3 separate regions of the Mus musculus genome follow, and all the other regions are linked to region 3. The links are chromatin loops, found by intact Hi-C in ENCODE. Cell type or tissue: left cerebral cortex. All regions are shown on one strand. Each heading gives the region's core, and the rest is flanking DNA. Links, peaks and the distances in the headings are about the cores only. Region 1 holds the start of Gm36170 (a long non-coding RNA gene). Region 2 holds the start of Gm35835 (a long non-coding RNA gene). Region 3 has its middle 33 kb from the start of Gm36227.

The links. A loop is a pair of places that touch in the nucleus more often than their neighbours do. Peaks named below come from ENCODE experiments on the same cell type or tissue, not always from the same donor. Only the 100,000 strongest peaks of a DNase experiment are listed, where the experiment ranks them.
Region 1: a loop joins it to region 3, with 3 times the contacts of the local background. A loop is called at or near these places in 7 of 42 quality-filtered maps.
Region 2: a loop joins it to region 3, with 15 times the contacts of the local background. A loop is called at or near these places in 10 of 42 quality-filtered maps.

The regions. Positions count from the first base shown.
Region 1 is chr9:41,886,832-41,896,671 of GRCm38, reverse strand. It overlaps Gm40513 (a long non-coding RNA gene), which reads left to right. Exons shown (of 3, transcript XR_003948132.1): 2 at 9,108-9,160. Gm36170 (a long non-coding RNA gene) reads right to left here and starts at 6,410. Exons shown (of 2, transcript XR_379303.2): 1 at 6,015-6,410; 2 at 4,273-4,459. RefSeq lists an enhancer at 4,159-7,662. In left cerebral cortex, for the core only: CTCF peaks have their summits at 5,641 and 5,847; DNase peaks (open chromatin) are centred at 5,014, 5,731, 6,172 and 6,774; H3K4me3 peaks cover 1,214 bases; H3K27ac peaks cover 1,772 bases.
Region 2 is chr9:41,731,287-41,741,126 of GRCm38, reverse strand. Gm35835 (a long non-coding RNA gene) reads left to right here and starts at 3,678. Exons shown (of 5, transcript XR_379295.4): 1 at 3,678-4,006; 2 at 4,386-4,523. RefSeq lists an enhancer at 3,166-6,149. In left cerebral cortex, for the core only: no CTCF peak of the experiment used is centred there; DNase peaks (open chromatin) are centred at 5,008 and 5,459; H3K4me3 peaks cover 1,802 bases; H3K27ac peaks cover 1,973 bases.
Region 3 is chr9:41,946,997-41,956,836 of GRCm38, reverse strand. No RefSeq gene overlaps it. Among named protein-coding and RNA genes, the nearest start is that of Gm36227, 33 kb to the right of the region's middle. RefSeq lists an enhancer at 2,312-7,697. In left cerebral cortex, for the core only: CTCF peaks have their summits at 5,490 and 6,014; DNase peaks (open chromatin) are centred at 5,582 and 5,965; H3K4me3 peaks cover 1,342 bases; H3K27ac peaks cover 1,908 bases.

The DNA.
Region 1 (9,840 bases), core at 4,532-7,031, 60 kb after region 3:
ACCTCCAGCACTGGGTGTGGTGACTTTCTTCTAGATGGTCAACATCGTGTCTCTCATTTGCTTTAATCTGCATGGAAAGGTGGAATCTTTCCCTCCCCTTGAGCCTGGATTGGTCTCCACATCACACTTTGATCTGTGGGTTGCAGCCGGATTGAGGATTGATGGTGCCTAAGGTCTTCTAAGGCTACTACTTGGGTTTCTAGAAACATTTACTGTGAGGAAGTCAGTTATCATGTGAGAAATAGGACCATGGTAAGAAGACTAGGTTGTAAGGAATCCAAATGAAGAGTGGTAAGTGTGGGTGATGAGACACCCTGTGGAGAGCGGGGGATGGAAGAGGAGAGAGTGAGAGCGAGAGGCAGAAAGACGGAAAGAGACATACACACAGAGACAAAGAAAGACAAAGAAAAACACACACACAGAGTGAGAGCGAGAGACAGAGAGACAGAAAGACAGAAAGACAGAGACATATATAGAGAAAGACAGAGAGAGAGAGAGAGAGAGAAACACACACACACACACACACACACACACACACACACACACACACACAGGATTCTAGGCCAAAAGATGCCTTTTAAGGACCTAATCTTTCAGCACATCAGATGTCAAATAGATCTAGTTGGGATACTTCCAAATTCTTGACGCACAGAACCACAGACACACACAATAGTTATTTAAGCCATTGTATTATTAGGTGGTTTGTCACCAAAATATCAATGTGGCATGCAGTGTGCCCTCAGAAGTGTCGGCTAGAGGGATGCATTAATAGAGTTTCTTTTTCCTGCTACTTTTGATGTCTCCATAATGTATGTCAACCTTAAGCCACAACAAAATATTACATAAATGAAGTAAGTCATCAGAAATCCAAACCAAAAGAAGGGTGTGAGAAACTTAGGTCTTCTCACTCAAGAGCATCTTTGACATAACCTGATTGAGAAACAGTGTTCTGATAGTGTGGCTGTCCATGGTCGCTTCTGTCTATATGGGAGAAATCAGCAGTTTTCTCAAGATCCGATTGTCAAGAGAGAGAATTACAAGTTAATGACATCCCGGTTTCTAATGCTTCAAATGATCACAGATGGTCTTCCCCTGTACTCTGAACTGGACATCCCTGTATATGGAGGGTTAAAAAGAATTTACTAGGTATCTTATTTCCATTTTTATAACAGCCTTGGGTTCTAGTGATGAAGAGCACCCAAAGCCTTTGTTTTTCTTCTAGTGGAATTCCCATCAGTCGGTGGAGGAAATGCCATGTGGTGCAGGTATTGAGCAAGGCTTTCATATGAGAATGTATATCCAGACTTGGCCACGACTAAGCTTTTCTTATGAAGTATAGGGAGAATGGTTGCTGTCAGTGATGTGTCTGAGATGAATTTGGTGTCCTGGACGAATGGAGTGTCATGCTTTCTAGTGATAAGTAGGGAATTAACTAGGTCATGGCTTTTAGTCCAGCACTTCTCTGGTGTCATGGAATCCCACTTGGGATACTTCGTGCACAGAGCCTGGTTCCAAGCTGAACAGTTCAGACCTCATCCACTGCGGATGTGTTTATACAGTCTGGGTATTCTTTCAAGTCTAAAGTAGAGTAAACAGTGGCCAAATGGATGCACAGTGAACAATACATTAGATGAATAGATGCATGGTTAATTTTGTTCTCATGGTGGCAAAATATAACAATAAGTTATACAGTGATGTTTCGTCCATTCATAGGGTTGTATACCCCACCATCTCTATTTCTCAACTCTTCAGCTTAAATTGTAAAATGAGGAACCTGTTATGTCTGATTCATAGCTTTTAAATGACTGATGTTGTCAAAGATCTATTGCCAGAATCCTGCCCGTATGGAACTTTTCATTAGACAAGTGGTATGGGTGATTTCTCTGGGTGGCAGTTGTACCAATGGTTACAGGACCATGGAGGGCTTATGGGATACCTCAGGGGTAATGTGCCTACTGCCAACCTTGACCTGGTTTCACTCCCTGTGACCTACTTAATGGGAGGAGAAAACTAACTCCTGCAAATTGTTCTGAGTGGGTCAAGGTGCACAAGTACACACATGTGGGTGCTTTCCCAATACCCCCCCTCACACACACTACGTGTGTAAGTAAAAATGCAATAAAAGCTTTTAAAAAGAGAGAATGCTGTGGAATTGCCCGAGGGATTCTTCTCTGCCAGTGTGGATGGACAGGAACCAAGAGGCACTGTTGGAACCACAGACTCCTCCACAGGGATAAGAAAGCAGCTCTTAATGGTTTCACTACTGTCTTTAATCACCAAGAAGGTTGCCTATAAGGAACTATCAACAAGGCAGAAGACCCCAAAGTCTCACTGCTCTCCTCACCCGTGGTACTGGTGGAGTCCAAGAAATGGTCGTGAGTTCTTCTACTTTCCAAACGTCCAGAGGATGTAGACATGGATGCCGTGTTCAGCCAGGGAAAAGAAACAGTAGTGATCAGAACGTGGGTGGGGTAAGCTGGCTCTGGCTGTCTGAACCTGATCTGTGCAGCAAGTTTTCAGCTGCTTGTCTTAGTGTGACAAGACATCAGAGACAAATAAAGAGAAGTCTTACTGTGGGTCACAGTTCCAGTGGCTTCTGCTTATGACAGCCTGACTTTATTGTTATGGGCCTGAAGCAAAGTTGAATATTGTGGAGGGAGAGGGAGAGACTGAAGACAAGATGTTCTCTTTAAAGGCATATTGTGATGTACGTCCTACTTTTGTTCTCCTGATGGTCCATTCAGAGACACATGTTAGATCAGAGCTCTCATTATCCTATTTCAAGGTTTCATCTCTGAGCGCTGCTGCACTGAGGACCAGTATTTCAATTATGAGTCTTTGGAGGAACATTTCTTAATTCAAATACCAACAGTGACATTGTGGAAGATGAGGAGGAAGAGGAGGAAGAGGAGAACAATGAGGAGGAGGAGGAAAAAGAGGAGGAGGAGGGAGGAGAAGAGGAGGGAGAGGAGGATGTATTTGGGAAGACTGGTGGGCTGCTGAAGAGATCAAAAGCCTCTTCATGTAGGAAGTACCTGAAGGGTCAGAAAACACTGAAGGGGGACAACTCAAGAGTTTTGTTCAATATTAGAAAGGCTTTCTGCTGTTGCATGAATGCTATATGGGTCAGCTATGTGAGCAAGAGAAGCGAGCTAGTCAGGGTTGTGAGAAGGCTGAGCTGCTGTTGCACAACTTCCTCACCTCAGGAAGGACTGGCCATTGTGTGCAGGACCAGGTGGCAGACATGGTGGAAAACCTTGCAGTTTGCGATACTTGGATGGAGTGTGAATTTATTAAGAATTTACTTTTGGAGACTTGCTTCAAAAGTATTTTAGTGGGAGAGGTAAGAGAATGAGAAAGAGGAATGGAGTGAAAATGACTGAAGTTTATTAGAATTAAAAAGAATTAAAAATATAAAGAAAGTGGACTCCAAGGGTGTAGTTGGTAGTATAGCACGTGGACTGCATGCTTGAGACCCTGGGTTTAATCTGCAGCATCAAATATGAATAAATAAACGATCCAACTGCAGTTTTCTACCACTTGGCAGATCTAGCAGCTTCCCTTTGCACTTAGAAACAGTTGCTCACTGCCCAGGCGTCCATGGTGCCTGCTGATGTGGTCCTTTGAAGTTTTATCTGCAAAGTTCTTTATCTTCTGACTCACTCCCTGGCTCATCTCTCTTCTCTCCCACTGGCCTCCTGTAAATTCCTCTAACCCTCTACATGGGCTCCCACCTCAGGGATTTTGCATATGTGACTCTGTAATCTGGAATGATCTTTTTCATCCTTCAGAGCTTTGTTGAAATCTCACCTCTTATGACCACTCTCCTTAGCAGATAGTCTGTTATCTTCCACTAATTCCTCACAGTGTTTTGAATGTTGTAATTACGTATTCAGTCATGTCTCTTCTAGCTCTAAACACACAGACACACACACACATATGTACACACACACACAAACATATATACACACACATGTATCTCCAAGTTCTAAAAAGGCATCTAGCTCTTGTTACTTGATAAAGAACTGTAAAATAAAATGAAAACAATCACAAGAGTGTTAAAAAGAAAATAAATATAGCGTGTTCTTTTAATTTTTTAGGAATCTGAGAATGTTTTTTCTAAGTGCGGCCTGAAACCTCAAAGTTATAAACACAAAGACTCCCTCCCAACTTTGACAATGTTAGGCATTTCATAATTAAAAGAAGATAAGCTGAGAAATAAAAAACCTTCACAAATTATAGAAGAAATCTCTTCAAATCAGTAAGACTAGATGAACAAACCTATGGAAAATGGTTTAATAAATTTCAGAATAAAAACAAGTGAACATTAAACACACTTAGATGTTGTTACTGAAGACGTTGGGTTTTCTAGGGTGTGGGCGGCGTATACCTGGACCACAAACACTTGGGAGGCTGTGGATGGATAATGAGTTCCAGGCCAGCCTGGGCTGTACAAGACCTGTTTCAAAGCAAACAAATAAACAAAATTGAAACAGACAGATGGACAGGTACCTCATCAGATTTTCTCCTGGTCGCTCCGTAAACACTCTGGTGGTCTGTGTGCAGAAGTAGTCAGGTATTCGTACACCATCATACACATAACATAAACAGCTAGCATTCTTGAATGTATTGCAAATTGGTGTCAGTTTTTTTTTTTGTTTTTGTTTTTGTTTAGAGATTTAGCCAAGTCTATTGAAATTTAAAATGTGCCTTCTCTTTAACCCAACACTGTTTTTTAAGTGTTAATTTTAGGAATTCATTCTTAAATAATCCTGTCCCAGACTGCAACACAAATCCAAGTCTTTAGGTTTAGCATTGTCTTCGTAAGCAAAAAACGGCAAACATCTGATGATTCAATACCATTCATACAAGAAATGCCGACATACCAAGCAGCTATGTAAAAGAACCAGGATCCAGGTCTATTTGGGAGTTTCATTTGGGAGACACGTGACTAAAGTGAATGGATGTCTGATAACGTTCTATGAAATATGAAGATTTGTGTATTGATAAATCTCATGAATATGTCTAGATAGGAAAGAAAACGCAGCGATGGCTGAAATGCTGAGCTATGGATATAATTGGGAAATTGGATTTAGGGAGAAAACTCCTTTTTATGGCAGACATTTTGCATCGCTTATTTTTGCATTTGTTTAACCAACGGGGAGGGAGGAGAGAGGGGGGCGGGGAGGAGAGATTTTCCTGGAAGAAAAATGGCGACTTTTTCCTGAGTGTCACTCTGTGCATGGTGGGAGTTGTCCCATCTAGCTTTGAGGCAGAGCAGACGCTGTGTCAATGGTTTCCCTTCTCTCTCTCCCATTCTAGCTGTAGAGGGAAAGGCACGTGGACATGGCAGGTTTTTTTTTTTTTTTTTTTTGCAAGTGTCATGAAATCTGGGTTGGGAGACACCTATATCAACTCAAAAACCTTTCAAACAGAAGATTGCCATCCCACTACGCCTGTCAGAGAGGGTGGCTGGTCCCAGAAAGTCCTCTTGTGTGCCTTCGTTGCCAAAAAGTCCAGCAGTCCTCTTTCTCCCAAACAGCTCTGGACTGGAGTCCCCCTCCTTCTGACTCTCAGGGAGGGAGTCCACAGGCCACCCGCTCCATTGCTCCATCCCAGCCCTGGCCCCGCCACTTCCCAGCAGAGCTTGGCTGTTCCTTGAACTTTCAACGCTGGTTTGATTTCCTCCTGGGGTACCACATGCTGCTGTGCAAACAGAGCACGTGGTCCCGCTAAACAAAGGAACAAGTGTGCTGCAAACCATTCCCCCCACCCCGTTCCTCCTCCCCCTCCCCCGATCGCGCCGGCTGCACCAGGAGAGGGCCAGGCCTTGCTTGCACTGCCATTTGTCACCGCAGCCCGCACACCCCGCCAGGCCTCGGGGCCCCGCAGGGATGGAGGGGGAGCAGGGGCTCGAGCCTCTGCTGCTCCCATCACCGCCCTGGAAATAGCATCTGAGCTCGCACCACCCAGCTTTCCCCCCCCTCCCCCAAGCTGCTAAGATTTCATTTCACCTCCGACAGGCTTCATGGGGACTCGCTGTGAAAAGATCACTCTCCCGGGACGCGGGCCGTGGGAGGGGGCCCGGGACTGTATACAGCTGTCAAAACGTCTCCAACAGGAGGCTGAGGCCCAGCTGCTCCAGCCTGGCTCAGGCGCCGGGCACGCGGGGAGCACAGTGGACCTATCAGTGCTGCACCGAGCGGTAATTGCATTAGGATTAGTTATCTCCCGCGCCTAGCTCATTAGCCCAGAGGATGGCTCGCATCCAGCACGAGGATGGCACCGGGAGAGGGTGTGCGTGGAACAGGTCGTGATAATGAAAGACTGCTCTCCTATTCTCCGGCTTCCCACCCGGCCCTGTATTCTCCGCCTCCCTCTTCCTGGAAACCTCATTTCCTGACTTTTTCCTGACGGTCTTATGAAATGTGCAATTTAGGAAGATTGCAATGAAGAAAACCAAAAAACCCACCACGTAGGTGGGGGAGGAGGGATTGGTGCAAAGGGTGTGGGGCCAGGCAGGAGTCAAGGCCAGCGGGGGTGGGGGGTTGTAGGGGGGAAGCAAGCGCTTGGCACGCTCTTGAGGCCAGTGCTAGCAGCTGCAGAAAGCTTAGACTATCTGGAGAGTTCAGCCTAGGACCAGCCTGAAACAACACCCACTCAGACTGAGGTAGTCTCACCTTGCTTAGAGGCTCCCTTAGAGGAACTAGCTCCTGGCAGATGGGACTCAGCCAATAATTTTTTTTTAATCGCACCTAGCATTACCTGAACATTGCCTGAAAAAAATTCTCACACTGAATGAGAATTTTGAAAAAAGACACACGTGGGACTGATGAGAGGACTCAGCTGAAAAAGCACTTGCCTCACAAACAAGCTCTGAATGCGAATCCTACTGCATCTAAAACCCGGGTCCGGGTGGCCTGCCTGAGATCCCAGCTCTCAGGGGCGGGGAGGGGAGGAGCCCTGTGCTTGCTTGTTTGCAAGTCTTGCAGGATCCAGGTCCAGTGAGAAACCCTGTCTCAAAAACAAACAAACAAACAAACAAACAAACAAACAAACAAAAACACACAGTGGAGAGAGATAAAGGAAGGCAGTGCGTTCACTTCTGATCCCCCCCCCCCACATACACACTGCAAGCACACATGTGAAGCACACAAACACACAAAATTAAAAATGAACAAAAGTCGTCATCAACTCAGGGTAACTAAGAATAAAAACTCAATCCCTACCAGACTGATCTATCACTATGTGGGTACTCTGTCAGGCAATCTAATTTTTCTAAAGATCCATATATTTCCGCAGGTTTATTCGCCCATGTGGAAATTGCCCAACATAGACCCAAAGTCATCGTATGGTATTCAGTAATGTTAGTTCCTCTGTGTCTTGTCTCCCTTAAGTAGAGCTAAACACACACACAAACACACACACACACACACACACACACACACACACACACACACACACACACACACACACCACTACCAAAACTCTTTGCTGTCTCAGGAGGAGGTGATTAACATTCTCACAGCCCATCTGAAAGGGCCAATGGAGTACAAAGTTGTTTTATAATTAAGAAATGTATCAAACTCTGGGTAGGACTAATTGCTGTGCAAATTTGATTGAGGCCTGTGAGGACAGGATTGCCTTTAATGGCTGCAGCATAGGGGACCATTTAATATGCTTCAGGAAAAGTCCAGTACCCAAGCCTCCACACTGGAGGCGATTGCATCACCAGCCATTAGGAGCGCTCCTCCATGGTTCAGAAGGAATACACCAGGGCTTTGCTTAAATAATTATTTTGAAACTGGGAGGTTTATGGAGAGTTCAGGGTTCAGATTTAGAAATGTCAGAAATAGAGTTTTTATTTGTTTCCATTGCACGTAATGAATTGCCCTTTAAATAATGAAGGGAGGAAATGCCAAGTGTTACATACTCCAGTGGACTGCCAAATGTTGAATCAGCCACCCCCACCCCAACTTTCTCCTTTGGGACTGGGGCTTCAAAGCCACATACATTAGAGAACTGGAGCATTTAAAAAGTCCACAAGAATCATTGGTTTACAGAGAGCTACATCCTTTCCTTAAGTCTACAGTCTGAGCCTTTCCAACTCCTTGGCTCTCCTTTGTCATTGGGGATCCGCAATGGTGTCTTAGGTAAGGTTTCTATAACCGTGATAAAAGCAACTTGAGAAGGAGAGGGTTTATTTCGACATATAGCTTGGAGTCCATCATCTAGAGAGAAGTTCAAGCACTAAATCAAGGCAGCAACAGAAGCAGGGGCCATAGAAGAGTGCTGCTTACTGACTTGCTCCCCATGGCTTGCTCACTCTGCTTTCTTACACCACCCAGAACCACCAGCCTAGGGGGTGGCACTACCCAGAGTGAGCTGAACCCTTCCATATCAACCACCAATCAAAAAAAATGCACCACAGGCTTGCCCACAGTTCAAACTGGTTGGGGCATTTTATTAACCGACATTCCCTCTTCCAAAATGTGTCAAGTTGGCATAGAACTAGCCAGCACCAACGGTATTGATGGGAAGTGGGCAGTGAAGAGGAAGCCTTACAATAGCTCACTTTGTGTCTTAGTCACATTTTTATTTCTGTGAACATGGTGCTAGAGCGGTACCTGGGAGCTGGGAACTTACATCTGGTCCACAAGAAGGCAGAGATGGAGATACAGAGAGAGCAAGAGAGTGAGAGAGACAGACAGACAGACACACACACACACACACAGAGACAGAGAGACAAAGAGACAGAGAGACAGAGAGAGAGCAGGAGAGTGAGAGAGCTAGAGACAGAGAATGAAAGAGAGACAGTAAATGAGAATGAGAGACATAGACAGAGACGGAGACTAGGGCTGGTCTTAGCTTTTGGAAACCTCAAAACCCACCCACAGTGGCACACCTCCTCCAACAAGGCCACACCTCCTAATTCTTACCAAAATAGTCCCACCAACTAGGGGCCGAGCATTTAAATATATGACCCTATGGGGGGAGGGGAGGGTCATTCTCATTCAAACCACTATTCTTGGGTTTGACTTATTTGTATGGGATATAACTATTGTTCCTTTGACAGAAAGTCCACATACATGTGGTTAACTTTGTAGGAATGAGGAATCCTCCTCCTGCTGGCTGATGTCCCAGGTTCAGCTTCTCACTGGTAAGTATTATTCACAGCCTAAAGAACTGATGGTGGTCCTAACTACTGGAGAATAACATGCTCTAAGTGACGCTTTGTTTCTTCTGAAGCCAGCAGCTTTCTCTTTTACTTCTGCAGTGCTGGGATGCCCTCACTAGATACTGTTAGCCTGCTCTAGAACTCTATGTCAAAGCAAGTCTGTATTCTTCATAAGCCACCCAGCCTCAGGTAACTCTGCTCTAGTAACAGAAAACAGACTCCAACAATGTTAAATCCAGGTCCGCACTCTCTTATCACCAGAGTTCAGTCTTCAGGAGCTTCCTTGTTTCTCCCATGATTCCATTTCTCCTTGGTGAGGTTTCAAGGTGGATCCTTCTCTATTTCCAGGCTGCAGTTATCCATGCCCCTCAAATGAAGTCAGAAGCTACCCACAACATGGAGTCTCTCAGGTCAGGGATCAGCCTGGAAAATGATTGTTTCAAATAACATGGAGCAGTCTAGGGCAGGGCATTGCTTGATCCCAACAGCCTGCTGTGGTTAATGCTTCTTATTTGCCCAGTGTGTTCTATGCTTTTCTCCTTCTGTGTCTCCTGTCGTGGTCAAAAGTCTCCAAATTCTCCAAAGCACACACTTCTCATTGCCCCAGTGGAACCTCTTTCCTTCTTAGCTCCTCCAGGGAGTTTTTCTAAACAAGTGTGGTC
Region 2 (9,840 bases), core at 4,024-6,523, 220 kb after region 3:
GTTTGTAGATGGTTAAGAGAAAGAAAATAATATTTGGCTTGTGTTCACTGCTCAATTAGTTTTTGTTTTCAGAAGACGCTGTGATACAGGGTGAGAGGGTTATTGACACAAAATGGCTTGCAGTTTAGGCTTATGTAATGATGGTTCACCATGTGAGCCATCACTAATCTGGTGGACTAGGTCTGTGTTTTATATAACTGTTGTCTTCTACAAAGTTAAATCAGTAAGAAACCCCAGGAATGTCAAGGTCTATGTGTAGGTTTGGTGTTTCAGGGGCAAGGAGGAGAGTCAATGTGGAATACAGGAGACAGCAGCAGTCATGGGCAAAGGAGCATGACAATCTGCCTAGGCCATGTGGCTGACAACCCGCCTGACGCTTGTTTTGACTTTGTTCTAACTGCACAACCGGTGCGTGCAGATGACTTTACATCTCAGAGCAAAATGTGCGACAGCAATGTGCTAAGCAAATGCAAACAAAAATATGCTTCCCCCACTCTAAACAAATCTCTCACACGTCGTGACAATGCCATGGCATGGCGAGAGACTGAAGACAGGGGCCACCAGAAACCAGATTGGCTCCTGGCTAAAGCCATTCTCCAGCATGCTTTTCTAGGTCACCTTCAGTGTGTTGGAGTTATTATTATTCAGTATTACACACATTTCAGCTTCGTTCATGTGTGTGCTCATGGGGAGCATCATCCATTCAATTTGTTCAGTATGTGTGTTGAGTACCTACTGTGATCCAAGAAGACGCAGGGATATTTAGAAGGCAGCACAGAAGATTGAGTGATGATACACGAGGAGTTGTAGCTTCTCTGCTTCCACCCATTCCCCCCTCTCAGTTCTAGGGTTCTTCCCCCTACTTTATGCCCATGAATACCTTCCCTGCATGTTAAGGACCAAGGCTATTTCTTTCCTTATTTTCAGGATATCTCCCTATAGTGGAACTCATTTGTTCTTTCTCCAGTCCAGTGATCCAATGGTAGGCTACTTCTTCTCAGAAGTGACCTAGTTAGTAGATGTTAAAAGTGTCTGTGGCCAGCTTATTTCTTCTGCCTTGACCATTCTCAGTTTGACAAAGCTTGTCCTGCAGTCAAAGTACAAGGATGGACAAACCTTACAAAAGTTAGCCTTGTGACTAAACTTCTTGCATTCCAAGCCTTTTGGCTTAAGCATGGCTATAGAACTCGAATTTGCCTTCTTGGAACATCTACAAGGCATTCTGATAGTAACAGAGAGCCATGCTGTGTTCTTGGTACCATGGTGCCAGAATGTGAAATTGCAAGTTCAAATTTGGTTGGGTTCAAATCCTGGCACTATCAGTAGCACTTGAATGTACTACCCTGGGGGGTAGTTAACACCTTTGTGCCCTGTTTCTCTATCTTTACAATGGAGAAGATAGAATGTAGTTTATTAGATCAGTATAAGGATCAGAACATATTAATGCATGCACTTTCATATTTGGAACACTGTAGGGCACTTGATACATGCTCAAGAAAGTCCAGTTATTAGCTAATATTCTCCAAATAAAATCATTTCCATCTACCGTGGTTTTGTACTCTCAATGGCACTTTCTAACTAGCTTTATACTCTGAATGTCTTAAGCCCCAGTTTTACAAAATGCCACCTCTGGGAGTGGATATTTCAAATGCTCAAAGTGTTTTGGAAGAGTGAGTCATTTGGAAGTAGTCCTTGGAACTCTAGTTTCAGTATTTCTGCCACCATCAATATTCATAATTTACGGAGGAGCATAATCATAGACCCCTAGCTCACAGTCTTGCCACAGTAATTTATTGAGTTTCATGGGGTGGGATTGAATGAATCACATATGGAATTTCTAGTATCATACATAGCAGTCTTCAGAAATGTTTTATGAAAACACAACAACAACAAAACAAAACCTTCAACATCATTGAACCTGAAATCAGATAGAGCTGGATCATTCCTGAGCCTCCAAATTGGTGCCTAACAAGGGGGTTTATGTGGCATCTGTATGCTGAGCACTGAGAAATGAGTGTAATTTATGACAAATACATGAGCTCACTCACATAAACACACTGGCATCTAAATCTAGATGCAATCTGTGCGGTTGCTCTATGGCATCATACTTGTAATCTTTTGTAGGGTGAGGAACCTGAGAACTGCTTCTAAGACCAGGGTAGTCTTTTGAGTTTGTCTCTTGAGCCTTCTGTACATCTATTCTGGGAGTGGTCTCATTGTGCCTGAGGACTGAGTCTGTTCTCTGTGCCCACCTGGTGAAAGACTATGTCACTCATTACAGTACTTCTTTCTCTAGAGAAGACCCTGTGAGTTGAGCTTTTGAGGAGAATGGAATGGTCTTATGATTCCATTCATCCATTGCTCTACCTGCTTTCCAAAAGTCCACTGGATCATGCCTTTGTATGTTAAGCATATTTTGAACCGTACCTGCCAACCATTGTGACTCAGTCTCACAGTCTGGCTACCCTTTACAGAGTCTGCTCTGCTACCAGACAGTTTCCTATTCTTGAGTTTTCTACCCTCAAAGCCTGTCTCCCCCAGCCTCAAGTCTAGCCTTTGCCAATCTTTTAGGTTCATGTTGCTTGCTAAGGCTCAGCATGTGACAGACCATGTAGGCCTATTGATCGTCTGTGTTTCCCTATACTGAAGTTCTATTCTGTGTACCAGGAGTGACCAAAGACATCCTGAAGGTCCCACGTTCAAAAAGAATAGAATTATATTCCAGAAGACATCGCCATATGAGGACAACTTATGCTTAGAGAGGGCATAGAAGAATTAAACCTTGACTCCTGTCCTTTGATTTGGTGGGGAGTGGAATTCTCCTGCAAATGGGAAGTAGAGGAATCGAGGCATACTGTGCTATCTCTTGGCTTATGAATGAGTGACCTGGGATAGAAGTGGTCTGGACAGATATATCCTGTTGGTATAGAAGTCCTATGGAAATCAACCAAAAGGGAATGGGCCAGCGAAGGCCAGTACCAGGAGGTATTTGGTGACCAAATTCTCTGTTTTTGAGTGATGGAATCTATGTCTCTTGTTTAGAGTTGTTGAATTTTAGTGATGGTCAATATGGGAGAGAGACGGAATTGCTTTCTAGTTTTTAGAAAAAGGCAGACAGACATGAACGAGCAACTTTGACACAATGGTGGCAAGTACGTGTTTCCAATTACTCACCCTCACCCCCACCTTTGGCCTAGTAAGAGGCCCTTTCACTGAGTCAGAACAAAGGTCAGTCCCCTGACCCATCACTCCAAGGCCTTTTGGTTGACTAGGGCGGGAGGTGGGCGGTGAGGGTGGTGTGTGTGTGTGCCAATTAGGTCCCGTTGTGATAAAGGTGGGAGGGAAGTTTTCTCCCAATTCACTGACCCTTGAAGGAACTTCATCACTTTTGTTTTGAGGCTGTGTGGGGGTTGGATGGAGGCAGGGCACTCTTCCTTCATCTGTCTATAGTCAGCCCTGGAACAGGGACTGTCCTTGTCGTCCTCATATCCTAAGGATAGGTGGTACTTTAATGCCTCCTCTACATAGTTCAATCTGTAATCTCACTAAGTTGACGTTGGGATAGGAAGAAAACAATGGAAACATGTAGACTAGCTACTGGTACAATGTCTGTTTAGTTTTAGAAATCACATCTACATCCGTAAAGCATGGCAGATGTCAGCTCCACTGCCCACCACCCCTTGCCGGCTCCTCCCCTTCTTCTTAATGTGGAACACAATGAACTAATTCCATAAGAAGCAATTCAGAGAAAAGTGAAAATGTAATTTACCGGGGTTCAGCTAGGACGCCCATCTTGTTCTAAATCCAACAAGTTGATCACATGTGAGGGGCCCCAGCGTACCCTAAAATATATCCATTAATTCCCAGAGATTAAAATCCATGTGCTTAAAAACAACCACAACAAAAATACCAGCTGCCTTTTGAAAGCAAGGGCGTTGGGAAATGAATGGAATCTCATGCTCCTGCTCTGTGTTCAAGAGCTTCGATGGCTACTGTGTTACATCAGGTATGTAATGAATGACAATGGGCGAGGAATCTAAATAGAAGAGGGGTGCTTGAGTAACTGTAGTTTTTATGTTCAGGGGAGCCCGAGAGAGAAAAGCCGCATTGTACCTCGGATTAATGGAGCTGCAGGATTGCATTAATGACAGCTTTGCTTTTTAGCAAAAAGGAAGATAGTTAGGGCAGTCAAAGAGAACATGGCTAGAATGTGCTCTGCTAATTGGAAATGTATATTATCTTGAGGCGATGTGTGTGCCGGGGAGGGGGCTCGGGAGGATGTGAGGGGGAGGCACAGTAAGAGGGCTGCCAGAGAGACTGGACCCAGGATGCCCCGGATTGGGTCCTACCAGCAGGGCAGTTAAAGGGTCTTTTCTTGTTGATAGGAATGGCCAGTGCCTGGACCCCACCCTCCCCCACTCCCTTTTAATTCAATGGCTACGTGGGGGCTTCTTTGATGGAGGCTTTGAAGTCGGTGGCTTTGAGATTACTCTTCCTCTGTGACCTTGACCACCAGCCATGAGGTTAGTAGGGAAGGGGAGGGGAGGAGGAAGGCTCTGGAGCTGGAAAAAGAGAAGGAAGGAGAGGGGAGGGACAGCATTTCTGCAGCATTCCAGGACTTTTCTGATCGCTCGGCAAAGCTGAAATATGATTGCAGCCTTTGCGCCGGGAAGGAAAGAAACCATTTAAATGAAAAATTAGCTGCCTTAGCGGGTCAAGCACATAGTTACATTAATGTCGTGTAGAACAATAAATCACCTTCGATCTCCAATTGAAAAAATGCTAATTTAGCTCAGCGATTCACTGATTGTACTTTGCTTCGATAGAAATCTTTTATTTAATGCGAAGCCGTGATTTGACAGCCTCCTCTAATGGTGCTCGCAGCCTCTCAGCATCTCAGTGGAATTCTGATCATGGTTTTAATATTCCGTGCAGCTCTGCCCCCTCTGATTTCACGCTCACACATTAACGAGAGCTGACACTGGAGATTAGACGCAGACAGCTGGAATGCCAGGGCTTTGTTGCGGCATGGACTGCAGCCAACGTCGTTCAACCACAGCCAAGAGGGACCTGGGAAAGTCTTCTTAAGAAGGAGGGAAAGGCAGGGTGCGGGGCTGGAGGGAGGGTGGGAGCGGGGGATGGGAGCCCAAAGAAAGGCAAGGTACTTTCTGAAGGACACAGGATAATGGAGATTTTTCGAGGAGCCCTTTCCTCGTGGAAATTCACATTTGAATCGGTTCTGGTGTGTGTTAGAGGAAGTAGGTCATTACAGGGAAATCCCAGACTGGTTCAGTATTTTTCTTTAAACTCCTCTGAAATTACAATGGAAGGCTGCGAACGATGAATGGAAACGGGCTCCCAGTCTCAGCCAGCCGCTAGTCTGAGAAACAATGGTGATTAGAACAGGACTGCTTACATAAGGAAATGTGTGTTCTCTCTTCGCCTTGAAAAAAAAAATCACTTAGTTCCAGGTGGATAAGTGGGGAACTAGAACTAGATCTATGAGCCCGGGCTGCCTGCACAGACTAGTGACTACTACCTCGACGAGAAAGGAACTCTAGTCGCCTTGATCCGAAGACAGTGTTTCTTGAGACCAGAAATCAAATAAAGATCCACAGTTTCATCTACACTAGCAACCAGGGCTCAGCCAGTGCCTTACTGCAGAGAGGGAAGAGGAGGGCACCGCCCTAGTCTGCGATCCAACTTTCTCCTGGAGAATGACTGAGAATCAAAGTAGCCCTGACTGCACATTAACACCTCGTCAAAAAAAAAAAAAAAAAAAAAAAAAAAAAAAAGGCTTCTGCTCCCGGGGGAAAGCAATTGAGTAGAAATAACAAATGTCTTCCTTGCTAACTGTATCATCATTAATAATAATTGTACTTTGCATTTTTATGGGATCCTAGGATTCTTGAGGTCTTTATAAATATGCATGGGAGAGAGGGTGATGGGGAGGCTGAAGGATGAATAGAGACGGATGTGCCCATTCAGGATGTTAGGGTGGAGTGACTGAGGCCTGCCACCGCTGCAGGGGATTACCTGGGACTAAAGAACAGCCAGCAAGCAAGTCCCAAAGCCTCACACTGCACCTGGGCTGGTGCCTACCAGATAGATAATTCCTCTACTGACACCTATGACTCGCACCCGTGAACCTGGCTTTTGGGTGGGGGAAGGTGGAGGAACTGATCTGCCTTGAGTAACTTTGTCCTATATTTCTGACTGGTACTGTCCTTTGTCCTGGTTGGGTCACTGTCACCAATATAGCTTACAAGCTGTGTTATTGAGCATGGAACTAGACAATATTCTTATTGAAAGGAAATATGAGTTGGGACCTACTATATATATATATGTGTATATATATATATGTGTGTATATATATATATATATATGTATATATATACACACACATATACATCATATGTACATATTTGCATGCCCATATATATATACACACACACACATATATATGTGTGTGTGTGTGTGTGTGTGTGTGTGTGTATGTATAGATTTGATTCCTACAAGCAGCTCATAACTGCCTATAATTACAGCCCTACCCAGAAGATCCAATAGTCCCTGTCCTCAGAGGACACCCCCATGAATGTTCACATACCCACATGTATACACACACACACACACACACACACACACACACACACACACACACCTACACATAATTAAAAAAATGATAGATCTTTTTAAAAACTAGGAGATCATATCACAGTGGTTTAGGGCCTGTAGCTTATACCACAGCACCTAAAGCCAAGTAATTAAGAACAAATCAGATAGACGTGTTCATGAATCTCACTTCTCTTAATATCACTGTGGAGTTAGCAAGGTTCTTAGCTTTTCTAAATTTGTTGTTGTTGTTTGTGAAATACAGATTTTAATAAAATAACCCGTGGCAGAGTACCTGACTGGTAGGAGCCACTCATTAAAGGTCAATTATTACTGCTCATGTTATTTACATGAGGCTCTTAGAAGCACTCAATAGGGACACACACAGGTGAACATTGCCTAACAGACTCCTTAGTGTTCATAGTACCTGCTCATTACTGTTAAGTAGCCTGTGAGAATGAAGCGTTCTAAAGCACGCTATTGTTCTCACTACTATCTTCCTAATAGATTTACACTATACTCAAGATCCTGAAAAAAAAAAACCTCAAAGCATCTTTGAAACTATTCTTTAGAATGATGACTGGGAAGCTGGGGAGATAGCTCCGTTGGTAAGGCCTACCTTGTAAGCAAGAATTCACAAGTTCAATGCCCAGAACCCATATGAGAAAGCCAGGTATGATGGCACACAATTGTAATTCCCACGCTGGGAAGACAGAGATAGGTGAATCCCTGAGAATTGTTAGCTAGCCAGCATCACCTGATAAGGGAACCTCAGGCCAGTAAGAGATCCTATCTCAACAAACAAGGTTTGTAGTGCTTATAAAATGACACTTGAGGTACACACACACACACACACACACACACACACACACCAGTACTCTTGGTACTGTGTCTTAAACATCTTTAATTACATCACATTTCCATCCTTGGAGGATGGATTTCTCAGTGGGAGCTACTAAAAGCTGTCCAGAAGCTATCTATGTCTTATGAATCTGGTGGGCAATCAAATTGGGAGAACGATTTTTCAGAAATACAAATTAGATTTGCTTTTTGTAAACTGAACCTGACCTCAGTTCCAAGAAAGCCTTATTGAGCAAATGTAGCCATTTTAGAATATGCCTATGATTTCCTAAAAAGAGAGTGCATAGAAAGAGCTATCATTCCTGGTACATCTGTAAGGGGGAGACTGGAGCGCATTATTTCATGATCACAGCTTATAAACAGACTTCCAGGAAGGAGCTTATAGTTCCATGCAGCAGAAAAAGACACCTTGAATGCTCTTTATGTTTTATCTTTATGTTTTACTGTGCTAAACACCATGACCCAAAGCAACTTAGGAAAGGAAAGAGTTAATTTTAGCTTATACTTCACAGTCCACAATGGAAGAAAGTCAAGCAGAAAACAGAAAACAAAGATAAAAGCTGTTTATAGGCTTGCTTTTTGTTCCCTGCTCAGTGAACTTTATTAACTAGCATAGACCCACCCACCTAGAGAATGATGCCGCCCATACTGGGCTGGCTCCCTCATAGCAATCATCAATCAAAACAATCTCTCACAGACATTGCCCCCAGGTCAATCTTATTGAGATAGTTCTTCAACTGAAGTTTCCCTTCTCTAGGTGAGTCCAGGCCTTCCAGAGTTGATGAAAACCAACCAGAACAACAAGTTCTTTGCATTTTACTGAAACCTCAAGTTCCGCTGCTCTTGGTTTTGCCCTCTGAGCTTGTGTGCAGCTTTAGTGTAGAGTTCAGTTTGCTCGTTTTTTCAGGATTCATTGTTCATCTTCTGGGTTTCTGATGCTCGCTAAGCCCTCATCAGAAAGGCATACCTATCATAATAGTGAAGAGAAGAAAATGCTATTCTTGAGGGCACATGGGCATGGCCAGATCCTGGAGATGCAATGCAGCATGCTGAAGTGTGTGAACTTGTTCTTCGAACTGAGAGGCAAATGTTGGCCTTTACAGCTAAAGAGAATCATATTTACTTCAGTGTTCCTTTTGGTTCCATCACACCCTCATTCTAAGTTTCTGTGTCTTAAGAATGAATCAAACCTTGTACTCCTTTTATTAACGATAAGCACAACCAAATTGCAAATTATTGTTGGTCCTTATCTGGAGTAAGTCTTTGTCAAGGAGAGAGAAAACCTGTCCTGAATCCCACCCCAGAAAGATCCATAAACTGTAAACTATTGCAGTTTTAAAGAGTTGGGTTTGGCTTGAAGAGTTTTAATTCATAACCCGTATGTAACCCGTATCCCAGGGCTGGGAACTGTGGCAGGCTTCTGAGAGCCCTGGTGGCATCTCCATAGCCATGCTTCTCACAATTCATAAGAAATAGCTTTGACCACAGTTTTTATATAAAAGGAGAATAATTACAGAGCAGAAGAGAGGGACTACTAGAATGCTCACAAGTCTAAAGATGTGGAAGAATGCTTCTGGTGTTCAGGAAGAATTGATCATATTGAGAGCACCATCATGCCCATAGGAGATGTGGAGAGACAGAAAGCCTGAGTGGTTTGAGCAGAGGCAGGAATACTATTGTACCAGACACTACAGTTGAAATGGATTTGTTTGTTCAGCATTAGTATACAGGAAAAAAATTCAGACGTCATTGTGAGTGAGATCAAGTAGAAGCCTATGACTAAGATGGTAGAGCCTATAAACATCCTAAGTATCAATTACCTAATGGCTTCGTGGTTTCTAGACATTCCAAATGATCATGGCATCACATGCCTTAGAAGAGTGAGTCTTTACGTAGGCTTTGCACCATATACACATTTCAGGTACAGTGCAGTCATGACAGTGGCTTGTTGGTTTGCTACCACCTATAGTTATTGGGAAAGAGTTTGGGAGGTTATTTCTGTAGAGTCACCTTTATCAATTCCTCTCCTCATGGCTTTCTAGAGTGAAAGAGAAAGGAAGACCTATGGGGAAATAGGAAATCTCAGAATGCTCCCCCCACTTCCATAGAGTACCATATATGTTAATTTATGATAATGTCATGTATATTGCCTACAGAAAAGAGGCTAGAACTGCTGTGTTGGAAAATGACATTTGATGTAAACACAAGCATATCATGTATAGAATTCAAATGGTGCTTAGTTATCTTAAGATGAGAAGACAACATAATAAGATAGCTTGCTAGTAACTGAGTTTAAGGCTTATGGGTTCTGCTCTGTAATATAAAAGAATAAACTACGTGCAAAGCTACCTCTTTTTTTTTTTTTTG
Region 3 (9,840 bases), core at 4,357-6,856:
GGTAGAGAGGGGGGGATCCCTAGAACTCACCGGCCAGCCAGTCCAACCAATCAGAATGTTCCAGGTTCAACGAAAGAAACTGTCTCAAAAGAATAAGGTTGGGAAGATACCAAGGAAGACTTTTGGCATGGAACTACCCTCACATGTAGTACATACATGTGCACACTGTGCACATTTGCACACACTTCAACATGTACATCTAGGACACATACTTATGTACATACATCACATACAGATACACAAAAATGCACACACACTCATACACACACATACACACACACACACACACACACACACACACACATGAATGAATAAATGAAATGATACAGGGCTAGACTAATTCCAATATCCCCACCCCAGCCTGTAAGACAAAGTGGGTGGCTGATATTATTTACCTAGGTATGAAGGGAGGGAGAAAGACAGGTGTGGAAAGGGTAGTGAATTCTCTTTAGGAAATGTTAAAGGGCTGGCGGTACGATATGGTGGAGCAGGTGGGATATGGTGAGAGTTGGCTTCTTTCACTTTAACAAACTTTGACTGAGTACTATCCAGGTTTTGAAGTTGCGATAGTAAACCAAACCCTGACATCAGCAAGCAGAGCCTCAGGCTGACAGGACAAGTTAATAAACATAACTAATGAGCTAACTATGTGGATTGAAACGTTGCAGGTATGGAGATGTGTACTGTCTGTCCAGAGTTACAAGGAGAGCCAGGCACTACCCCTCTCTCGAAAGAGAGATTTCAGAATACTAGACATCTCAAAGTAATATCTGCTTGGTGAATCTTCTAAAGTTAAAAGGCCGTCAGCACAAGAGAAGTCAGAGTGGCGAGTGGGAATCTGGAGTGTGCAGATGCCCAGAGAACGGAGAAAAGAGTATTCCAATTGGTTAGTGACCAGAGCAAGTTCAATTGCAAAAGCTGTGAGCTCAGTTTTGTCTCATGGAGGCATGCTCCGTAGTCACCTTGGAGAGTCACATGTGGTTTGGAGTCTGGGACAGAATCCTGGCTGAGAAACTTTGATGCTATGCATCTTAGCCTTTGACCCACGCTTGTTTCTTCCCTGTCAATACAGTTAACCTGTCAATACAGATAACCATCGAACTCACTGCCCATTGTGAGGACACTAGCAGATCAAGAAATGCACTAGACAGTGCATCTCATTGTTAGCATTATAGGTGTCACCCACAAGTGTCTTCCTGCAGCTCTCTGTGGCCTTGGGTGAGGCATGCTTTATTTATGGAGGAGAAAGTTATAGGTGTCCCTGATTTTCAGGATGCAATCTGCATGGAGACTGGATTGACACAAGATGAACAGAAAATGGGAAAGGAGAAGTGATTTCAGGTTCCTCCACCCCGCCCTACCCCTGCTTTGGGAAGCAGCTCCAGTGTACTTGGTAGCAGTGGACAAAGGAGAGTGGGTGTGCTTAGAGAGCAGGTTGGTGGCCTTGCTGCCATCTCTGGTCCTTTACTGTTTGGACGTTTGTGGTCCTGCTACTACAAACTCATGTGACAAAGAGCACTTCATCTTCCCATATGTCCTTTCTCCGGGGCTTGATGGACTCAGAAGATGATCCAGACAGGTACTGGATCCTTGCTTCAGCTAAGAATACAAAACAATTAAAACCCAGCTGGGGAAGTCCATTGGTGTGGCTGTAACATAATGCTACAAGGTAGGTGACTTATAAACCACATTGTTCCTCACCAACTTAAAGGTGGGAAGTTCAAAATCCAGGCTCTGGAGATTGCATCTGCAAGGGCCTCTCCTTCTTTCATAGACTTCTTGCTTTTTCCTTGAATGGAGAAAAACAAACAAACAAACAAACAACCCCAGCAGGTCCCTGGTACATCTTTTTTTAATGAGAGAACTAATCCTATTCATTAGCTCCAATCTCATGACCCAAAAGGCTCTATCTCCCAATGCTATCGTTTTGTGGGGGCATGATCTCAGTCTACACATGTGTGGAGAACACAGACATCAGGTCTTGAGCATAGACCATGATGGCACAAAGGAGATTTGACAGCAGTATCTGATGGAGCAGGGAGTGGGAAAGGTAAGCGCTCCACGCTCCACCCCTGCCTCGCCTTGGCTTTTCCCAGCATCCAGCAAACCACTGTTTGTGTGTGTATGTGTGTGTGTGTGTTTGAGCGTGTGCTCATGCGCAGGAGTGTGAATGTGTGAGTGCATGCGTGTGTGCATATGTGTGTGTACGTTGATTGGTGGCAGTGTGGAGGTTGGATTTGGCAGCTACCCACTCACACATGTGAATGAGGAAAGGTGAGGGATTCGGGATGAGTCAGAGGGATTAAGGGACTTGGTGGGAAGAATGCTCCCTCGCTTCTCCTTCTACCATGCTTCCAGAGAGCAAAGGTTGTTACAATGACTAGGGATCTGAACTCCCTAGAAATGGTGGCTGGTTTGTGTTGTCTTCTCTCTGTGTGGTGTGTGATATCAGAAGAAACCCAGGCGTGCCTGGGTGACATGGTGTGCCAACTTGTAACAGAGCTAGAACCCTTTCTGGAAAAGTGTAAGTCTGTCAGGTCCAACAGAGCTGGCTGCCTTTTCACAGTCCCCTAGAAAGGCTTCCCGGGCTCAGAAGATCTCAACCCTGCTCCTCCTTTTCTTATCTCCAAGGGCCCGGACCTCCATTGGCTTCATGTCTCAAGGTCACAGTACTTAGGAGATTTTCACAGGTAGAAAGCAATGTCATCTGTGGGTCAAGTAGAGCAAGCTCAAGTGCACCCTGCTAGATCCCATAGATATGTTCTAGAGATTTGCACATCAGACCCCTCCCCCAGTTCAGCAGAACCCTTAAAAATAGGGGGGGGGCTATCATTTAAAGAAATTCAAACCTGCCCCTCTTTTATCTAATGAAGGGTCCTTTTGTCATGCAAATAATGTCATCCTTCTTCCAGTTGAGAGTCTGTCCTGGCTTCCCTTAAGTGAGACACACCTCCACGGAGCGAAGTGTGGGGATGGTACTCTGTGGGATTTTCCACACAGGCTAGTGACCACCCTTCTGTCTTTGTTGCAGTGTTGGCTCTGGAGCCCTTTGTTTATGACAGGTATTATTTTGGCCACTGGAGGGCCCTCTAGATAGCTGGAGAATTCTAGTTCTCGCCTGCAGCTCACGCCCAGATTTTTGAGCAAGCAGCAAGCATTTCAGTGAAAATCGGATTTAACTGGAGAAACTAGCAGTAGCGGTCGACATTCCTTTTATTTAGGAATTTAAGCATACGAGAAGCCTCTATTTAAAAGAGTGGCTTTTGGATTAGGGTCTGTTTGGAGCTGGAGGGGAGGGGCTGAGCTTGTGGTGTGTGGAGAGTGATCTTGCAGAACTCAGCCCAGCTTAGGAGAGCAGAGCTTTGAACAAAGGTTATTTTTTTTTTCCTGTGTGGGAAGGATCACACCAAGATGGATGGAGACAAGCGGGGACCAAATTATTTTTATGCTAGGAAAAGAGAGTCTTGGCCAGGACTAAAGCAACTGTTTGGGTCTATGACCCTTAACCGGGAAGGGAACACTGCTCCCAGGTTTTGTTTTGTTTTTTTTTTTTTGTTTTTTTTGTTTTTGTTTTTGTTTTTGTTTTTACTGTTTCATTTTTGAAGTCTACTTTAGAGATTTTTGGTTTTCTGATGTTGATAAGAACATTGTAAATCTGAGTTCTGAGATGATAACATAGTATAATAAGTTTTACATCCCTCCCTCTCTGCTCCCAAACACAGACCTGTTGAAGAACCAGGTAGGGAAAAAGAAAAGGGGATGGGAGGGCCTAGAGAGCAGAAAGGAAATTTGAGACAGTGAGCGTACGGTTTCCTCTTTGGAACACAAAGACAATCCATCAAAACTCTCCATACTAGACTGATATTAAGCCAGGCTAAAAGGAAGTTTCATGTTCTGACATTTTTACGGCCTGGAACAAGAAATGAATTGGAAAGAGGCCCCTGACAATGGGGGTGGGGGGAGATGGGGTGGTCGTAGAGAACCGGAGCCAAGCGCTGCTGGGGACAGGTGAGTCTGTAGGGACTCAGAAGGTTAGCTTGGGCCCTAGTAATCTAAGAACTCACTCGGTACCATGGAAACAGATATGGTCAGTGGGGACATAGCTCCTGTCAGGCTCTGTGGAGGACAGACAGGCTTGCTTCTTAGAAAATGTGTTTAGCTGTAAAAAAAATGAAGAGTCTTTTTCTGAAATCCCTTAGATCATAGACAGGTTCCTGACCCATATAAAGGACAAGCTTTCTATATTTATTTGAAGACGGATAGGAAAGGATGCAGCTCCGATAGACAGAGCCTCAGTTTCCTTTTTAACCCTGTCGGTTTGTAGGTTAGAGGACACAGTCAGACTGTACAGACAGACAGACAGACTTTGGGGAATGTTGCCCCAGAGCTGAGGATGTGCCCACCAGCCCAGCCCGGTCAAGGGACACAGGAGCCCCTGGCAAGCCTGCATCTTTTGACCAGTGTTTTGCTCTTTCTATTAACCCCTTGTCACCTGTGGAAAGCAGGTACGTAGGAGCACATACAGTTACCCAGTAACACCTAAGAACCTCCATCTGGTAAGGAAAAGACAACTGAGACTGGAGCCTGGGTCTTGGATCACGGCTGACCTGGAGTGACAGGAGGCAAATGATGGTCCCTTGACACCATGTTCCCAGAAAGGCTGAGAATGGCTTATCTGTAAGGGCTGGAGGCTAGGGCAGAAGCAGGCTGGGGGAAGGAATTCCTCACTGAGACCAAAGGTGGATTCTACATCCCTCCCTAGTCTGTACTCTTCTCCCTGCCTCTGAGGTCCTAGCTGTCATTGTGTGTAACGCTGACACGCACACGTTTTCCTCTGACGTATTTGTACACATATATACTTCTTGCAAACACTTGTGCGGAGTGTTAGGCACTTGGCAGGCAAGCAATGAATAACTTGGGGAAGACTGAACAAAACGCTAAGGTTGTATGTCATGGCTGTCAGTGAGGTCCCTGTTCAGAGCTGGGATCCACCACTGGCTTTTTGAGGGTGGACGAGTTACACAGAAAGGGATGGACAAGCTCTGCCTGACGACAGTAGTATCTCTGAACTCTGGAGCATTCTCAGACCTACTGCACAACCATAGCAGGAAAGAGAGCTGGTTGGTGGGAGTGCAGGGCGGGAGCTGGGAAGTGGTTTCTTTGTTCTGGGAGATTTCAGCCGGCACGAACCGCAAATTTTACTGTCTGCACACCAAGAGCCCCTCCCCTCCCCCTTACCGCCTTCCTTTCCAACCTGAGAATTCATTCGCTGCCACCCTCGGTCTCTTCCTCTGCCCCAGAGCAGTCACCAGGGAAAGATCTCTTTGTTGAGAACACCCCGAGACAACTCAGAGTTGCAGAGTTCCCAGGGCACTGCCAGGGTTGCCCTCCGAGGAGAGTGGTCTCCCGGGCACAGACCCCCACCTGTTGATCTCTCCTTTCCCCGGGGGTGAGCGGCAACTTGCATTGTGCCGGGATCTCACGCGTTTCCCCGGCAGGCTCGGCAGATGGCGCTCATGAGCAAAGCCACCACGGTCCCTTCCCTGCCCCTCCCCACCGTCGGGGCCTCGCTGGGCTAAAGCAAAAACAGATGTTTTCATCATTTTTGGATCTGGCACGTGACTTGCAGTTCAGCAATGTGCCGACAGAACCCAGAGTTGTGTGTTTCCTTCATCTCCCGCAAAATAAAACAATCTTCCTTAAATGAGCGTTCCTCTAAGTGAGCCTGCGACACACGATCTCTTTAGCACAAGGGGTTGTTTGCTTAATGGAACTCCAACTGCGAGTGCCCTGCTAGCCAGTCTTGGGTCTATAATTGGGAAGAGGTCCTTTTTCAGAGAAGACAGTGAGCGGCCAGACTGGCTATCTTTACCTTAAGGGCTGGGGACAGGCGCTAGCGTTTTAAAAATAGCCCTGGTCTGGCTGGCGAGGAACCTGCCTTGCGTGGGTGCATAGGGGTCGCGAACAAAACAGGAAGGCCGAGGCGGCGCGCCCTGTTCCCCGCGCCCACGGCAGGTGGCAGCATTGGCCCGAGCTGGCCTCTGCCACTGGCCAAGCCCAAAGAGGGCCCTTTTACTTTCGGTGGCCTCAAAATTATTAGTTCCAGATGAATTCTTGCGATTGTAATATTTGGTTTAACCCAATCGGCCCGATTGCGTCAGCGTACGCTCACACTCAGCCGTCTGAAGTCTAACCAGACATCAGAGGCTTGTTTCAGGAGTGTCAACATTCCTCATCCTTTGAAAGAATTAAAACAAAAAAACGCAAACGCTGATTTATCCCCAAAGGAAAGGGGGGCTGAACAGACGTGCAGCTAGGGTGACCAGAGGGAGTGAACGTGGAGATTCAGGCGGGAGTCAACAGTTGAACCTTGACGAAGCCTGCTTGGGGAGAATTGGAGTTCTTTGTCGATCTAGGACGGACCTCTGGGTTTTATGAAGGTTGGGGCGAATAAGCTGAACTGGTTTGTGAGACAAGAGGCCTGGAGTCATGTAGACTGCTATTGCCAGGCACAGAACACGCTGAGCCTCTGTTTAACCCTTGGCCTGGCTGCTCCTTCCAGGGCCAGACACAGCCTCCTAACAGCTGTGGGGGATTTCTGAATCTCCCTTAAGGATGCAAGCTGTGTTTCCTGAGGATAGCAGCCCACACCCCAGAGGACCTCTTGAAAAGATGAGGCCTCCAGCAGACCTTGCTGAGTGGACCCGCTGGAATGATCATATGTCTTGTAAACAGCCCTTTGCGTGTCACACACCAGGCAGGGATGCTTGGGGACCCATTCTAGTAGTCTCGGGTTTTACAGGTGTTATCCTATGAGATTAAAAGACTGCACGCTGAGTGCAGGGGCACTGATAGTTAAATCTGGCCACAAGACACACAGTTCCACCCACGAGAGCAGAAAGGGTGCCCTGCCTCCCTTGGCTGAGCTGGAATGACTTGTCCTCGGAAAAGAAGGTCTGGTCTTTACTGTGCGGTCCCCATCCATGCATTTTTTTTTCCAATCTGTCTTCAAACTCTTCAAGTAATGTGGTCAAGGAAGCTAGGGAGATTTCTGCTAGCTAATTTCAGGGAGCTTGCCGGCTTTCAAGCAGGTCTCTGGCTCAACTCGGTGCTGATCAAAAGCCAGCACCCATCTGGCAGATGCCTCAGGTCCTGCCCTTGGAGAGCTAGCTGGTGGTGGCTGACTGGGGTCGGAGTCTGCCAGGCAGGCTGGCTGTGCGGCCATCTTGTCCTTCCCTTTTCTCTGCCCAGTGGTGGTTGAGCTCAGTGAATCAAGCATGGAAATAAAAATGGTGGGTGAACACCTCCAGACTGTTTTGAGGTCTTGGTGTCCTGGATATTCCTTTCTCTCTGAAAAATACATGCCTCTGCATGGTAAGACTGTATGGTGCTCCACCTGGGCTGAGCCGGGGGCAGGGGAGTGAACTAAGCTGGAGAAGCAGGCGTATTGACAACAGGACTCCTTGGGATGGTGGAAGAATTCCAGTGTTCTTGGGACTCACTGACTTGATTTTCTTCTGAGAATCAGCTTTTGAACATCTGACTGTGCAGAGGTTTTCAGTTCTGACTGCTTACGATCAGTTTGAACCATTGAGCCCTCCATTTCTGAGCATCAGAAGTTCAGTTGGAGGTCAGCTTGGGCTCCAATGGACCCTATCAATGTGGGAAGGAAGGATTCTCACACAAAGCTGCTTGCATCACAGTGAAAAGGGAATGGGTTAAAAACCCACAGCTGTATCGCTACTAGGTGGTTGGAATATACAGCCAGATTATCTGTCTGTCTGTCTGTCTGTCTATCTATCTATCTATCTATCTATCTATCTATCTATCTATCTACCTACCTACCTACCTACCTACCTCTCTCTATGTCTGTCTGTCTGTCTATCTATCTCTGTCTATCTATCTATCTATCTATCTATCTATCTATCTATCTATCTATCTATCTATCTATCTATCTACCTCTCTATCTGTCTGTCTGTCTGTCTGTCTATCTACCTACCTACCTCTCTCTATGTCTCTCTCTCTCTCTCTCTCTCTCTCTCTATTTATCTGAGGAAACCTTTGACCAACATACTGTCTTAACAAAATGGTTCAACCAACAGGATGTATGAGTTTGATTGGATCTTCAATCTAAAGAGGGAAAGTTATGACAGACATCCTCTGACCTAACTGGGAACTTGGTGGATCCCGGGAGATTAGTGATAATTAGGTTTGAATAGATCACTGTGGTTTTATAGGAAGAAGTCTATATGGCGAGTCCTGAAGTATTTAGGGCCGAGTGTCAGGACATTTGCTTGCAACTCAGTTTCAAAAGATTCATTTTTTAAAAAACAACTTAGTAAATATTCTAGAAGGTTAGAACCTGTGACTGGTGGTGACTCATGAATGTGTGTATCAAAGTTCACCAGAGACTAATTCAGGACATTTCTAGTTAAAAAAAAATGCTATGCAAACAGAATATGGCCCCTCCGTAAACATCTTACCATATTCCTCACGTATCAAACAAGTATGTGAAGCACTGTGTTTAAGCCAAAGTAGAAGGCAAGCATAGACAGCGGGACCTTGAAGAAATCTTAGGGAATGATTCCTTTATCCTAGGGCATTAGGAGAGAAAATCTTCCAAGATGGGCTAGTATCTGGGCTGGAGATTTTTTTTTTTTAAATGTACAATTTTAATCAGAAGACATTTGGAGAGAAGGGACAATAAAAGAAAAAAAAGCTAAAGAATTGAAGACTGTTTCAGGGAACAAAGATCACTCCATGTAAATGCAGTGGAGGATGTGCTGGTATGAAAACCAGCATGTGGGGACGGGTGGCTTTGAACACCACACCCGCAGTGTTGGGAAGAGGCATGTGGGACTAGCAACAGCAGCTGCACGGAACTTTCTCTATAGAAACTCCTGCCCAAGCTTGAAAACCAGCACATGTGATTTCCCTCCAGAGGTTCCCCAGTGTGAACAGGATCATTCAACCGAGTCTGGTGATGGACTCAGATGTCCCTGATCTCATCCACACTCACTGCTGATGTCACACAGGCCGTACATGAGTCCCATCATGATGACGGTCGGCTCTGAGCGTTGTTCTTAGAATCAGCCAACACATCCGTGCTTCTGATCCTTTTCACACTTCCATTCCTGACACTCACACACAGACACAGACACAGACACAGACACAGACACAGACACAGACACACACACACACACACACACACACACACACACACACACACATACTCGACAACTCAGCTTCCCACACTTACGACAGGCTCAGCTTTTGGATCAACTGGTGGTCACAGGGATTTTTGTAGTCATGGTGGTTTGCTTTGATGGTCCTTTGGCTCATAGTAGGACTTCACTAGTATAGAGATAGCCTTCCCCTCTGTTCCTGAGAACTATGTGCCCATATTTTTGCCGCATCACTTACCATCTTCTGTCATGATCGTTTGCCTGTCTATTTTATCTACTTGCTTATGTCACTACAGGAAAAGTCCCGTACCCTAGTCGGCTCTAAATCTCCAGTGTTTAGCAAGTTACCTGGTCCTCAGTGTGTGCTTAATTCTTCTGGGAAGACTGAGAGGACCAATGAAGGAACAGAAATAGGGGCTGATATCTATATAGGTGTCTACACTATTAGTTCCCTACCTGTGTGCATAAATGAGAATTTGCTATAAGTGGGTCTCAGAGTTTTTGTGATGGAGGCTTCATCTCTGCATTTTTCTTCTTCTCTCTGTCTTTGTCTCTCTGTCTGTCTCTCTCTATCTCTTTTTCATGTGTGTGTGTTCATATCTGTGTCCAAGTGTATGAACATCCACACAGAAGCCAGGGTTTTCTGTTGACATTG